Regions from separate parts of the Mus musculus genome. Here region 2 is linked to region 1. A link is a loop called in an ENCODE intact Hi-C map of the cell type or tissue named here. Cell type or tissue: left cerebral cortex. All regions are shown on one strand. Each heading gives the region's core, and the rest is flanking DNA. Links, peaks and the distances in the headings are about the cores only.

Evidence for each region. Peaks named below come from ENCODE experiments on the same cell type or tissue, not always from the same donor. Only the 100,000 strongest peaks of a DNase experiment are listed, where the experiment ranks them.
Region 2: it touches region 1 in a loop (5-fold over the local background); 3 of 42 quality-filtered maps call a loop at or near these places.

Annotation. Positions count from the first base shown.
Region 1 is chr1:55,404,564-55,407,473 of GRCm38, forward strand. It overlaps Plcl1 (phospholipase C-like 1), which reads left to right and starts at 1,383. Exons shown (of 6, transcript NM_001114663.1): 1 at 1,383-2,067. The coding sequence starts at 1,825. It also overlaps the pseudogene Gm8531. In left cerebral cortex, for the core only: a CTCF peak has its summit at 1,430; DNase peaks (open chromatin) are centred at 605, 1,261, 1,576 and 2,598; H3K4me3 peaks cover 2,012 bases; H3K27ac peaks cover 1,741 bases.
Region 2 is chr1:55,663,871-55,666,780 of GRCm38, forward strand. All of the region lies in intron 1 of Plcl1 (phospholipase C-like 1), which reads left to right. Among named protein-coding and RNA genes, the nearest start is that of Gm39642, 150 kb to the left of the region's middle. In left cerebral cortex, for the core only: no CTCF peak of the experiment used is centred there; DNase peaks (open chromatin) are centred at 1,834 and 2,168; H3K27ac peaks cover 864 bases.

The sequences.
Region 1 (2,910 bases), core at 118-2,617:
GCTTCTAAAACCAGAGCTGGCCTCTCATCTAGAGGACACTCATTTCTGGGTTGCACGTATATTTAAAGAAAAGGTAAAGTCAAGTCTTTCCAGTCTTCCCTAGGAGATGGTAAATGTCAAATGTGAATTCTCCCAAGAGCCCCATCCAATTTTGACTGGTTGTAGCCCCAGGGGAGCCAGATAAAAAAAGTGAAGAGAGCTTGGAAGGAACTGGGTAGCAGATCTGATTTTAGTGTCTGTACTAACCAGTCAGTAGACAAGGTCCTTGGGCTTTCATTTCCTCTGTTAAATAAAAGAGCTGCCCTAGATGACTCCTAACACCCCAGCTCATCCTTAAAATGCTAGAATTTTAATAAATTTCTGGCCCTGAAGGGCTGAAAAATTTCTTGGTGCTATTGGCCACGTAAGGAAGAAGTAAAATCTTGAATTATGAAATAATTAGTAATTTAAATGCATTTAATGATCTAAGTGAGATTCAGTACGTCGTCCAACTCTCCAGGGACCTTAGAGCCATTGTCTACATTTGCTCATGGTGTGATTAATGCTACCGAATCCCTGCTCTCCTCTTGGTTACTAGCTTGGTGGAAGGAGCAAAATGTAATGATTTAGAATTATATGTAGAAAGGAGGCTGGACCCTCGTCGAGAACGGTTTAGGGTAGAGACTAAACCTGCCAATGACCTTGTCGCTATGTGGCTTCCATCATCTCTGTGTTTCATTCGGCGGCGTTCCCAGGGTTTTCGTTGCTCTGCTTCCTCTTACCCTACCTACCCCTTAAACCCAACTCCTTGTTGTATTGACTCAGATTACTGAGTGAATGTAGAATCCGCTCATAGAACCCGAGACAAACTGTGGAACTCCAGGGTCCTAGTGCGTGGACTTCACTTCTAAGGATTGGCAGGAGAGCCAGTGATTGACCCTTGGCTGTGCCAAGTGTCACTACTACACCCCTCCAAACACTCTAACCTTCTCGCTCAACATCTTCTTTATTCCAGATTTGCTGTTTTGCAGTGTTTCCTCCGTCATCTCACTGCCGCCCGCAAACCACCCCACCCGCGTCCCATTTCTTGAACCTTCAGGCCGCTTTCGTCTCCTTTCTAAACTTCCTAAAATGTACTCTGAGTGCCTGTGGGTGCGCACACTGGCGCGCGCATCCTCGCCTAGTACCGGGGCCAGCTGGGCTGGGCAGGCTCCGAGCAACAGAACACATTCCATTCTTCGCGCTCGGGCACACCCCTCCGCGGTGAGGATTGGTCGGCCCGAACCCCCTCGGTGAGCCTCGGCTCCTGAGAGGCCGGGGAGCCTGCCAATCCCCACGGGCTGTCAAAACAAGTCTTCCCTCCCTGTCACAGGCGAGCGGAGTGGAGGCCGCCCCGCCGCCGCACTTCCTGGGGCCGCCGTGCTGCGGTCGGCGGGCAGGTGGCTGGTGGCCGATCCGCAGTCGCCGCTCCGGCCGCGCACGTCCCGGCTCCGAGGCTCCTGGCTCCGGCGCCCACTGCCTTTTGTCTGCACAGAGCCGGCGCTCGCCTCGCGTCTCCAGTACCTCCCGCTGCTTTTCGCCTGCTTCTCCCTCCCGCTCACATCTTCTCCCCGCCCCCGCCGCCCGTCCGCGCCGGCCCGCTGACCTCCTGGACCACAGCCCGAGGACGCCTCTGCCGGAGCGATGTCTCCTTTCTACAAAGTTGTGGCTGCCACTGCAGCGGCCGTGGCGCGCTAAAACAAAGTCTAGCGGGGTTTCCTTCTGGTGCCTGAGCGCACCCGTGCCCGGGGCTGGACGCCGCTGGCGGTCGTGCTGTCTCGCCGGGAGCCTAAAACGTGCTTGGCTATGGCTGAGGGCGCGGCTAGCAGGGAGGCTCCGGCGCCTCTCGACGTTGCCGGGGGCGAAGACGACCCCCGAGCCGGCGCCGACGCTGCCTCAGGGGACGCCCCACCCCCGGCCTTGGGGGGCCGGATGAGGGACCGTCGCAGTGGGGTCGCGCTGCCGGGCGCTGCGGGGGTCCCCGCGGATAGCGAGGCCGGCCTCCTGGAGGCTGCACGAGCGACCCCCCGGCGTAGCAGCATCATCAAGGTAAGCGGAGCAGCAGCGGCCCAGAGCCTGGTATGGGTGCCGGGTGGGTAGGGGACATCCCCCCTCCAGCCCCTGGGCAGGATGTTCATTGCCCTAGGCGTCGCAGGCTGGGCATTGTTTTCTCCCACCTCCTTCATCGCCAAACCTTCCTGCCTAGTCCGGAGGTTCCCAGAATCAGCTGTTGGCCTTGAGAAGCAGAAGTGACTTCCTCTCTGACAGCGGAGGAAAAGTTCTCTGCGCTTCTGCGGTTTGATGGATGCTTTCCCTCATTTTCTCACTAACCGGTGGATGGGAGGAGGAAGGGTGAACTTGGGATAAATGCAGAGACCTGCGGGCTGGCTGTGCATTCTCCAGCGGAGAGCTAGCTTTCCCGAACAGCAAAGGCAAAGCACAGCTTACTTTTAATTGTGTGTGGGAAATCTCCCCCATACAGAAATGGTTCTGAAATCCTGAAACGCCTGAACTTTGCAGATAGGCAGGCAGAGTTTGCAGCGGACGCTGCAGCATAGAAAGGATGAAGGAAGAGCTTAGAGGTTTTGCGCTGCAGAAAACACACATCCGGGAAAACGTTCCCAGACTCCCCTAGCACCCCCAGAGGATTTGCCTTTATCCATCTGCCAAGGAATTGTAAACCTTTCTTCGCCCTATTTATTTATTTCTGTCTTCCACTTTGAACTTGTTTCCCATGTTCGAAAGTTCATCTTTTGGGTGCATGACTTTGGAGTAATCTTTTCAGGTAAGAGCCCTGGAATAGGGCTTCCTAGCATAGATCTATGTGAATACTACGTACATGTGAGATTAAAGCTGATCTTGGTAAAGCAGTCAGTGTGAATGTCCACCCAT
Region 2 (2,910 bases), core at 296-2,795, 260 kb after region 1:
TGCAGGCTGATTTCAAGGCTCTTCTTTTTAGCTGGATTTGGCTTACAGTAGGCACCAGTAAGAAATGACATGATATAGCAGCAGGTTTGCTTTAGGGTTCAAGTTTGCCTAAGAGAGGTCCTCTATAGCTGACCCTGGAGGCAAGTAACGGTTCCTTCATCCAGCCCATAAGTTCTTGGTTACTCAGTACTCTTTCTTGCAGATCCACTCACTTGTATAAAATTCCACCTTCTAATCACATAGGTGTGATTTCTGTTTCTCTCCCTGGCTCCCTTTTTGTATTTTAGTTTCATATTGCGATGTCAGGAGAGCTTCAATTAAATGGTAACAGGATTAGAATGGAAGGAGATACTCAAATGTGGATAGGGAAGAGTCCTGACTGAGTCCATAGATAGAATAAAGTTGAGAAATTAGGTAGTCCTTATGGTGATGGTGGTAATGATGGTGGTGGCTTCTGTTGCAGGTAACAGGCTATGGGTAGGGAGGCTGGGTTGGAATAAGGACAAGGGTTTGGTGTAAGCACATTAAGAAAAGGTTGCATTCAGTTTCCATCTCTGCATGCATTGCCTTCTCGGGTGTGATACAAGCCTTTCTGGAGTTGCTGTTCTCTCTTGGGAAGGGATAAGAGAATGTTCAGAGGGAGGAAGGCAGAGAAGGAAGAGAAGGAAGAGAGAGGGAGGGAGGGAGGGAGGGAGGGAGGGAGGGAGGGAGGGAGGGAGGGAGGGAGGGAGGAAAAGAGAGAGATACAGAGAGTGGCACACATACAGAGAGAGAGAGAGAGAGACAAACAGACAGACAGACAGACAGACAGACAGACAGAGAGACAGAGAGACAGAGAACACCCAGAAGGAAAGGCCACACCACGTGGCAGTTTGAAGCGCTGGGATGCTTCTCTTCAGGGTCTTGGCCTGCAGGCTTGTCTCTAGCCTTTTCAGGAAGAGGAGAGGTGCTGAGTTCAAGAGGAGAGTGGCTGTTGCTCTCGCCTGTGCCACCACATCTGTGAGAGAACACTGGGAGGAGATATGATTGACTCCCACATGGCCTGCAGAAATCCAGACACTTTGGGGACCAGCTTTTAGGTCCAGACTAGTAGGAAAACCCAGCGGAAATAAGATGAGACTTGGGTGGAGCTAGGCTGAGGATGGCCAGCCAAGGGTGGCACCCAGGAGTCTACTTCCTTGGTGGACTGAGGGGGAGGAATGGTTCTGTCTTTGGGAACAACATCTAGATATATTAAGACTGGACCTCAGATGAAAAGCAAAAACATTTTGGCAACTCAGAGAGAGCATGCTGTGTGGCATTCGTGATGTAAAATGTACGTTGGGAAGGCAAGGATGAGATGATAAATGAAGACAAACAGGAAGCTCTTCCTTAACTCTCTTCCCAGATACTTTCCAGTCACGTTTCACAGGTCGAAGGTTCTGGGAAGAAACAGCCAGTTCTCGGCTTTGCCTTCTACAAACATCGTGTTTCCTGTTTTTTAGGGACTGGGCGTGAACACATGCAAACCAATTCACTTCAGTTCATAGACTCATGATTCTCACAGATCTCAAAGACTGCTGGTCAAACCGTGTGTGTGTGTGTGTGTGTGTGTGTGTGTGTGTGTGTGTGTGTGTGTGTGTTGTGTTGTGTATGCAAGGGACACACAGACATACATGAACTCCCTATGTCCTTGGAGTGTCACATTTTGCCTAATTTGTCTGCAGCTAATTGAATAACTGATTCATTTGAATTTTAAATGCATCAATATTCAGTAGCTTCCTATCCTCTCCTCCCCCCACCTCAGTGAATTTGATTTGGTTGGAGGAAACCATTTGTATTATACCCTGAGAAGTGTGAGAAGGTGAGACATGCATTTCCTTGCTCTGATATTTACATTAATATCACCTTTTATCTCGCTACTTGTAGAAAGTATGAAATTAAAATCAGCTGCTGACCTCAGGGAGCAAGCCGAGTTTTGTGATAATGATTGTACAGCCACGTTTACATCTCTTCTTTCCTTTTGAATAACCGAGGAAAGCTCTGGTGCCGTCATAAAATCACATTTATTTGCAGCGATGGGGATGAAGCTAATTCTTGCTTCATCACCCTGACCTGCAGTCACACAAACACAATGGGACCTGACGTGCTGGCAGCCTCTGCTCATTACAGCTTCCACCCCCTCCAGGCTCATGGCTGCAAGTCAAATGTGGTGGGCTGGCTCCAAGCAGACAGGAGAAGAAAGAAACAGTTGGCCTTGGAAAGAAAGAGGTTATTAAAATTTCCATGTGAAATTTCCACCATTGCTTGGCTTCAGATTTAGGTAGTTATAGTAAGATGCCTTGGTTTCAGTTGTGAAACGAGTGATTCCAAAGAAATGGAGAACGCAGTGACTGACAACCACAATCATTGCAATATCACTTTCTGTGTCTTTGTGTTCCGTATCCCATTATTAATAGCCTGGTTATGCAAAACAAAATAACAGAAAATTCTAGAAGCAAAGATTTTCACAGGAGGAAGTGTTTCAGTTTAGGGATTTTGTCTTCCCCTGATGATGCAAGGCTGCTCTTACTCAAAAGTGACTAATTAGCCTTTTAAAAGATCACTGTGGGCCACAAGGGCAAGTGTGATGCATTGTATATAAACATCACCGGGAACAAAGGCGATTACCCCTGATTCCTCTAAGCCTCAGCACACGCAAATGGAGGGATAATGGAACACTTTCAAGGGACTTTTGAGGAAGACAATGAGAAGTGGTGTAAAGAGCTGCAGATTCTGCAGTCTGTCTGGCACACAGATGATAGTACTGTTTGTTTTAAAAATGTTTTTGCATTATTTGCTTTGTGACTGTTAGTACTCAACAGTCTACGTATTACATCACTACATGTTGCCTTCATGGAGAAGTAGCCAAATAACAGTCCAGACTTCACA